3 separate regions of the Homo sapiens genome follow, and all the other regions are linked to region 2. A link is a contact called in ENCODE Hi-C data. All regions are on one chromosome and are shown on one strand. Each heading gives the region's core, a stretch centred on a gene start or an enhancer-like site at or near the end of the contact. The rest is flanking DNA. Distances are from core to core; before and after follow the strand shown.

The links. Hi-C counts contacts between places; a loop is a spot of excess contacts on that map. Pooled maps may share reads with other maps.
Region 1: a loop to region 2 is called in a map of MCF 10A, with 5 times the contacts of the local background. The contact joins two enhancer-like sites. A Hi-C loop is called at or near these places in 3 of 168 maps with a recorded cell type or tissue (CD8-positive, alpha-beta T cell, MCF 10A and mammary epithelial cell), 1 of 37 single-sample maps with no recorded cell type and 5 of 50 pooled maps.
Region 3: a map of tibial artery shows a loop between it and region 2 (9-fold over the local background). The contact joins two enhancer-like sites. A Hi-C loop is called at or near these places in 24 of 168 maps with a recorded cell type or tissue (A673, B cell, Calu3 and 20 more), 27 of 37 single-sample maps with no recorded cell type and 29 of 50 pooled maps.

The regions. Positions count from the first base shown.
Region 1 is chr2:225,111,264-225,114,235 of GRCh38, reverse strand. No RefSeq gene overlaps it. Among named protein-coding and RNA genes, the nearest start is that of DOCK10, 70 kb to the right of the region's middle. Within about 2 kb of position 1,400, at least 3 of the 41 ENCODE cell types and tissues checked have a DNase peak (open chromatin) inside an H3K27ac peak, as active enhancers do.
Region 2 is chr2:224,359,367-224,362,102 of GRCh38, reverse strand. No RefSeq gene overlaps it. Among named protein-coding and RNA genes, the nearest start is that of FAM124B, 41 kb to the left of the region's middle. Within about 2 kb of position 1,267, at least 2 of the 41 ENCODE cell types and tissues checked have a DNase peak (open chromatin) inside an H3K27ac peak, as active enhancers do.
Region 3 is chr2:225,000,514-225,003,628 of GRCh38, reverse strand. The region is part of intron 1 of DOCK10 (dedicator of cytokinesis 10); the gene reads left to right. Among named protein-coding and RNA genes, the nearest start is that of MIR4439, 8.5 kb to the left of the region's middle. Within about 2 kb of position 1,413, at least 6 of the 41 ENCODE cell types and tissues checked have a DNase peak (open chromatin) inside an H3K27ac peak, as active enhancers do.

The DNA.
Region 1 (2,972 bases), core at 151-2,650, 750 kb before region 2:
TTATGCTATGTAAAGTTGCATCCATGAGTAAATTATTCAGAGAATTTTAATGAATTTTCCACTATTCCACAGGACTTTTTCTCCCTAGTTTCTCCTTGTGTAGTTGACCAAATAGAAAAATTTAAGCTGTAACAAGATTATCTGGAAATCTATTAAAAATTAGATAGAAAAGTTGTTAATTTACTCTTCTCATGGTGCATTATATATTTTGGGCATATACAATCTTAGGTGAGTACAAAATTTATTATCCAAAAAACTGAAATTTATATTCAAGCTCAGTAGACATGAAGCAATTATAGTTAATATTCTAAACACATTATAGTAAATAATTTAAGATCCAGCATTTGTATATTTCTGCAGATGATGACATAGTGTTCCATGAGGCCATCGTGATTGTAACACAGGGTATAGTGTAGGATTCCAGAGGGATTTCACAAGCAGAATTCTCCCAATCTTAGCAGGAGTCAAAAATTAAGTTTGGCTCACCTAACAGACTTGAGTCTTATCCACCCATAGATTCTGAACATTTCCTTTATGGGTTTGACTTCTATACTATAAATTGCTTGCTTCTCAGGGATACTGAGAATTAACAGTTGTCGTATTTTTGGCAGTTTGGGAGAGGCACCATGGTATACAGTCTCCTCAAATCTGGCATTCACTGCCAGCACTTATACTGAGCATTTCGTAAACAATGAAACATCTATTTCATTTGCACCACTGTTGGATAATCTCAGGCCTTAGGGACTTCTGGATCACAGATGTGACAGATATCAGATTTCAACAGCCTTTGAAACAAAAATGTTCCTGTACATGGGTAGAAATTCCAACCATGTATTTCTATAATTTCATACAAACATTTTGAAAACGAAGTCACAATTATTTTATTTTGTTAAGAACATTCAATGCCTGTGACATTGTATTTTACTGGGTGTTACTCTATCTTTTCACCATTCTACAGAAAAAAATCATGAGATACAGTTTAGTGTAGCAGCAGGGCACAGGCTTGGCATCAGACTGAGCAAAATTAGTTCTGGGCTGTCACATGTAAGAGGTTTATTAGGGGGAAAGATGCTCAGACTTTCCAAACTGTTAACAATTTTTCTTTATTAATCTGTTTTCCATGCATAACACTTATAAGAGGATGGTTAAATAATATGAAAGCATGTAGCATACTGAAAGCCTATAGTCCACAAAATGTAACGAGTGACATGAATCCAAAAGGAGAATGTGCATGTGTGCATGCGTGCACGTGTCCATGCTGACAGCTACCATTTCTGCATTCAGAGGAGAGAGAGGATTTCCCAGGGAACAGGCACTGTGGCTATCGAAAGCAGGGCCTGCAGCCGAACCTGGAATGCAGAAGTGAGAACAGAGATGGCTAAACTGCTCTGTAGGATGAAGTTTAAAGAAAAGGGGAAGAGTAACCTTTTGTACTCACGCTGTTTATTTAAAATCATTTGTAAAAATGATTTGGCGTCTTCCTGTGAGTGGGCTGGAGGGTCGGGAGTCCCAGGCACTGAAAGAGGCAAGTAGATGAAACAGAAAAGGAAGGCAGCTCTGAATGAGGGCCTGCCCCAGCGACCAGAAGGAGGCCCTTGGCCAAGTGGGTGGAGACAAAATAAATTAATGGTCTTTCTGTGATGAAGTTCAGCAGTGGATTTCAGAAACAATGGTGTCTGATATCTAATTTTACTGATTTTCCCATTCAATAGTATAATGCCTTGCCCCTTATCACCCTCTGGTAGTCAGTAAAGGCTAATCTTCCACTAGTTTCACAGTGTTCTTACATTAATGTAACCTTAGGGTTTAAAGAGAAGTAGTTATGACCATACGGGGACAGGGAAAGGAGTCCAGAGAAGACTAGATCACCAGGAAGATATAGCAATGAGATGGCCAGATGCTACCAGGGAGAACAAGAGCACCTGGGAATACAACCTTCAGCATGACAGGCCACAAACATGATGTGAAAGCAACCTCTGAAATTTTCCAACAATAGTTGAAAAGAAACTGAATTTCTTATGTTTATATCAGAGCGAGACATCATTTTTACATTAAAAAGAAAGATAATCCCCAATTTCAGGAAAACTTCAGGATATTCTAGTTAAAGAAAGCGTTAGTAAATTTAAATTTCAAAAAAATAGCTTGAGTTAGTTCAAAAGTAAAAAACTAAAATTAAGTTGATTTATAAGCCTCATTGGTGTTTATTTAAATATTATTTTTCAAAGGTTAATGATCTACAGTAGCCTAATTGTCCATCAACAGATGAATGGATACAGAAAATGTGGTACATATGCATAATAGAATATTCAACCATACAAAAGAATAAAATTCTCTCATTTGCAACAACATGGATGGAACTCAAGGACATTAAGTTAAGTAAAATAAGCCAGGCACACAGACAAGTTTTGTATGTTCTCACTGATATGTGGGAGCTAAAAATTAAAACAACTGAACTCATGTAGATACAGATTAGAATGATGGTTACCAGCGGCTGGGAAGGGTACCCAGGAACAGGGGGAAAGTGGGGATGGTTAATGGGTATAAAAATATAGTTAGATAGAATGAATAAGATTTGCTATTTGATAGCACAATGGGGCGACTGTAGTCAACTATAATTTATTGACTATTTAAAAATAACTAAGGGAGTGGAACTGGAGTGTTCTTAACACAAAGAAATGATAAATGCTTGAGGTAATGGATGGTATTATTCTAAATTCCCTATAGTGCTACACATTCACTTCTTTTTTTTTTCTTTTTTCTTTTTATTTATTTATTTATTTTTTTTTGAGATGGAGTCTCGCTTTATCACCCAGGCTGGAGTGCAGTGGCATGATCTCGGCTCACTGCAAACTCTGCCTCCCAGGTTCACGCTGTTCTCCTGCCTCAGCCTCCCAAGTAGCTGGGACTACAGGCGCCAGCCACCACACCCAGCTAATTTTTTGTATTTTTAGTGGAGATGGGGTTTCACCGTG
Region 2 (2,736 bases), core at 18-2,517:
GTAGCTGGGACTATAGGTGTGGACCCCCATGCCTGGCTAATTTTTGTATTAGTAGAGATGTGGTTTTGCCATGTTGGCCAGGCTGGTCTCAAATTCCTGGACTCAAGCAATCCACCCACCTTGGCCACCCAAAGTGCTGGGATTATAAGTGTGAGCCACTGCACCTGGTCTCTTGTCCTTTTCTTAATAAAGATGTATCCACAGTTAGAAGGATAAGGAAAAGGGACAGAAAAACAAAATTCACAATTCTGTACATCAATCCCAGGTCACCATTAGAGATTGGGGTCCAGGGATGTTTTCATTCTGCCGGCATAAACTGTATCCTTTAGCTCTAATTCAGAGCTAAGATGATCAGAATGCAAGTGATGGGAAGTGGGGTTATGATTGGAATAACCTGGAATATTAATTGATAAAAACTGTAAACTTGGGTTCTATATTAATTGTAAAACACAAGCATTTTGTCAAACAGCCATGGACACAGACATCCAGTGTTCACTGGGATAGACAGGAAGGTACATTTCCCTTTTGCACAGCAACCAGGGTCCTATCATACTGCACAGGTTGGGTGTGCACACTTGAGGAACTACCTTCATTATTTTTGCATTTTTGGACTCATGTTAGTTAAGATAACTTTTCAGAGGGGACAGCTGAGGGTTGCAAAGAAAGTTTTCCTTTTTCCAATTTACACAAGGATGCCGTATAGGCTAACAAGAGGCCATGAGGGCATTTGCCCAGACATGGTGGGAAAGGGCCAGTGGCAGAAAGCAATGGCCTTATCAAGGCCATTTTTACCCAGAAGAGGTAAAGACAGCAACTGAGAAAAGGCAAAAAAGACACCTGTCATTGCATATGAGCCTCACAGGTCCCAGTCTTAGTGGGACTACCTAGAATTCCTTTGTTAAAAATCACTGCAGTCATTTTTATGTAAGATGACTCATGTACATCACAGGGACATGCTGATGCCTAACTGATATTAGTGTTAAGTGGATTCTTGTTTGCGTAATACTTTATTGATCATAAAAATTATCTTTAAGTGGAAAAACAATAATCCACAGAAGCAGTTAAACTATATAATAGAAGGATAAAAAATTTCTAAATACTTTTGCTAATTTTCATTCCTAGTTAAACTTTATGCCAAGCAAACTTGCAACCTACTAGATTGTCACGAGGCCAAGTTAGTTGGCAACAAAATGTAAGTTGCCCACGTATATAATTGAGCTCTCCAACTATAACAAGTTCTCATGTTTCATTTCACTCTTAGAAGGAATTGTGTGCAGTATTGACTCATAATTTGTTCTACTGGAGGCTAAAAAGCTTGTCAGGTGGCAATGATTTACTTGAATTAATCAAGAATGTACTAGTTTAAAAAAGTGATTTTTAAGTCTTTATAAATCTCCAAATTAACACTGAATAAAGAAATGTAGAACATATAAAAGGAAATAAAAATGTTGGATTCTTTTCTTTTTCTTTCCTTTTTTTTTTGAGACAGAGTTTTGCTCTTGTTGCCCGGGCTGGAGTGCAATGGCACCATCTTGGCTCACTTCATCCCCTTCCTCCCAGGTTCAAGGGATTCTCTTACTTCAGCCTCCCAAAGTAGCTGGGATTACAGGCATGCACCAACATGCCCGGCTAATTTTTGTATTTTTAGTAGAGACAGTGTTTCACCATGTTGGCTAGGCTGGTCTCAAACTCCTGACCTCAAGTGATCTGCCCTCCTTGGCCTCCCAAAGTGCTGGGATTACAGGTGTGAGCTACTGCGCCCAGCCTAAAAATGTTGGATTCTATCCACAATGGAAATCTCTTCCCAGAATTAATCTCTCCTTTTCCTACCCTCCCATATTTCCTTGTATCTCTGTAATGGCAATGATCACAGTTTGTCTTATAATCTATGCTATGTTGCACATGTACCTGATTCCTCTAAGGAGTAATGAGGGGTGATGAAGACTAAAGATTATTTTAAAAATTATTATATTCTCTAAATTACACAGTAGAATGTTTAGTTCATAAGAGATGTTACATAATAATTCTATGCATTATAGTTGGCCATCATGTCTATGGGTATAAATTTATTCTAATCATGTTGAAAATATCAATATTTCAAAACTGTCTTGAACCTTATTAAAATGTTTTAAAATGTAGATTTCATTATTATTCAATTGTGAATATTATTCATACTTATATTATGATTCAATTGTATATAATTTAATTATGGTGAGGCCAACAGATCAGGAGACAACTGCCAGACTGCCATTGTAAAGATAGCTATTGCTCACAGCTCCTGGTGGAGGGGGCATGCCACACCATTCACGGCCACATGGGAGAGCACTAGGGCAAGTCAGGAGGCAGAATTGGTGAGGGGAATAGTGGGCGAGGACCTTTATCCTGGTTTCCCTGGTGGGGTGGGCTAAGCAGGCTTAGGATTGGCTAGTTTGAATAATTCCAGTGAGCTCTGGGGTGGAGGGACTGCGTCTGGTTGTCTAGTATTTGGCCCTGGGGTGATTAGGGCAGGGGAATATTGGCCTGAGTCTGAGGGCCCTATGACAGATGCTAAAGGAGGTGGCTGGGTGTGGGCTCTGGGGTCGTTGCTTGGCATCTGAAAGGTGCACTTGCAGGTGAGTCCTTTACTATCTCTAGAAATTGGCTGGCCTGATTCAGGCAGTCTGTCTAGAGTCAGCAAGGTCCTAGATGTCAAAGCATCAGAATAAAAAGACACACTTAATACAAGTGCGGAAACTG
Region 3 (3,115 bases), core at 164-2,663, 640 kb before region 2:
AAACTAAAAGAAGTGAAGCGTATGTCTGTGTTTTAGATTTGCCTTTTTTGAACAAAAGGTTCATTCAGTCAAACATGAAGTCAACACACTCAGGAAAGTGTCAGGATTTCCAGATTGTGGGTCTTTCTTCTGATTCGAGTTGCATCAGCCACGGTTCTAAGGAGAATTCTACTCCCAAGATCAGCATTCTAGTGGAATCATAAAAGGTCCCACACCACCATCAGTGAACTTAGGATCTCCATGGGGATGTTTACCCAAAACTCAAACTGAAAAATGTAACCTTCCAGCCAGGCACGGTGGCTTACACCTGTAATCCCAGCACTTTGAGAAGCCGAGGCAGATGCATACTTGAGTCCAGGAGTTCAAGACCAGCCTGGGCAACATGGTGAAATCCTGCCTCTACTAAAAATACAAACATTAGCCAGGTGTGGTGGTACACACATAGTCCCAGCTACTCGGGAGGCTGAGGTGGGAGCATCACTTGAGCTCAGGAAGTCGAAGCTGCAGTGAGCTGAGATCATGCCACTGCACTCCAGCCTGGTGATAAAGTGAGACCCTGTCTCTAAAATAGAATAAAATAAAAATAAAAATGTAACCTTCAAATTCCTTCCCATTCTCAAATAGAGATGGAATTTGTCACTCTCAGAATTTACCCTGGTCATTTCTCGGTTCTTGCTGTCTGCCCCAAGACAGACCACACTGATGTGGTTCATACCAGTTCTGCAGTGTTGAGCGACCAACAACATTCTGTGGGTGACGAGATGCCACCTGCTGGCTTTTTTCTTTCTGCATATGTGGATGTTTACACCTGCCCGATCATGCAAGACAGACCACACTGATGTGGTTCATACCAATTCTGCAGTGTTGAGCATCCAACAACATTCCAGACTGTTTCTGGAAGCTGTGGGTGACGAGATGCCAGCTGCTGGCTTTTTTCTTTCTGCATATGTGGATGTTTACACCTGCCTGCCCATGCAACTAGCTCCTCGTGGCATGGCGTGGCCATTGTCTCACTATGATGAGGAGTCACTGAGACATTTTCTGTCTCCAAATATTCTCATCAGTTAACAGTTAAAGAGAGCTGAAGAGCTGACTAAATCTCAACTACTGAGGCCAAAGAAATGTATGACTTATCTATCAATAAAGGACCCTAAGAGGTGGAATCAGGCTTACATCTATGTAAACTCACTGAGAAAGCCGTGTTGTCATTGCTGTTCTTGGTCTGTGCCTGCTTTTATTCAGCATGCCACTTGGTAATGGAAACTTGAAGAAATGATACTACAAATAAGTGATATTGAGGATGACAGTCTGTTCATTTTTAAAGGGCAAAATGGCAAAAAGGATGCATTTGTCCTTTCAGACCTCTTCTCACAATGGACAGCAGGGGGCAGTGCTAATATAGGGAGAGTTTAGCATCAGGTAAACAAGTGGTATCGGCCTTCAAAAGTCAGATGCCTTCGTGAGCCACATAGCCTTTCACATTTGAAATACTCTAACTCACTTTTCCTCCCAAGTGTCATTTATTCATCCTTCACGGCCCAGGTCAAATAGCTTAGACTCTGAGAAGCCATATGGAATCCCCCTGACTGAATTACGCTCCCTCTCTCTTGGCTATGGGTTGCTTATGTGTGTCGCCTTACCATCTCCCCCCAGATTCACATGTTGAAATCCTAACTCCTTAGACGGTGGTATTAGGAGGTGGGGCCTTATGGAAGATGGTTAGGTCATGAGGGCAGAGCCCTCAGGAGTGGGATTAGTGCCCTTACGAAACAGGCTCAAGGGAGCTCATTTGCTCCTCCTACCATGTGAGGACAAACCAAGGAGATGCCATCTGTGAACCAGGAGGCAGGCCCTCACAGACACCACACCTGCCGACGCCTCGATCATGGACTTCCTGCCTCCAGAACTGTGTGAAATTAATTTTTGTTGTTTATAAACCACCCAGGTTATGGTATTTATTATAGCAGCCTGCATGGACTAAGACACTGCCCTTCCACAGTATTGCAAATAAAACTCTATTATAGAAAGTCTGTTGTATACTGGCCAGGCACAGTGGCTCATACCTGTAATCCCAGCACTTTGGGAGGCTGAGGCGGGTGGATCACAAGGTCAGGAGATCAAGACCATCCTGGCTAACATGGTAAAACCCCATCTCTACTAAATACACAAAAATTAGCCAGGCATGGTGGCGGGCACCTGTAGTCCCAGCTACTTGGGAGGCTGAGGCAGGAGAATGGCGTAAACCCGGGAGGCGGAGCTTGCAGTGAGCTGAGATCAAGCCACTGCACTCCAGCCTGGGTGGCAGAGCGAGACTCCGTCTCAAAAAAAAAAAAAAAAAAGGTCTGTTGTATATTGTTGTGTAGCTCTTTTCATTCATGACTTACCAAAGTCCCGAGCACCTACCTGCTAGTTCATCTATGTACTTACTGATAAATGCATATACCCTGAATGTGGCCAGACTACTGCTACTATTTCTACTATTAGTAGCTAACCAGTCACTTTAAAGTACTGATAAAATATCACTGCCCATAATAATGTTTGGCATCCCACTGTTGACACAAAACAGCACTAAGCCACTTCATAGTTTAACTCCAATTAACACATCATTAGCCAGATTAACACAATAGCTTCTAGTGATTAATTTTTTTTCTTTTTGAGATGGAGTCTCACTCTTGCCTAGGCTACAGTGCAGTGGCACGATCTCGGCTCACTGCAACCTCTGCGTCCTCAGTTCAAGCGATCCTCCTGCCTCAGCCTCCCGAGTAGCTGGGATTACAGGCGTAAGCCACCATGCTCAGCTAATTTTTGTATTTTTAGTACAGACGAGGTTTCACCAGGCCAGACTGGTCTCGAACTCCTGACTCCAAGTGATTCTCCTGTCTCAGGCTCCCAAAGTGCTGGGATTACAGGCATGAGCCACCCGGCCTGATTTTCTTTCTAGTAGTAGCCTATGACCTGTTTCGGGCAACCTTTCTCTGAGGGAAAGACACAGAAGCATGGCTGGCTCGTAGAGTCACTACTGTCAATCCCTTTTTCCCGCCCTACTGTTGGCGTAGACACCTTGGAGACATTGTGAACGTGTTGAAATTCTCCAGGCCTTCTCACAGGATTGGCA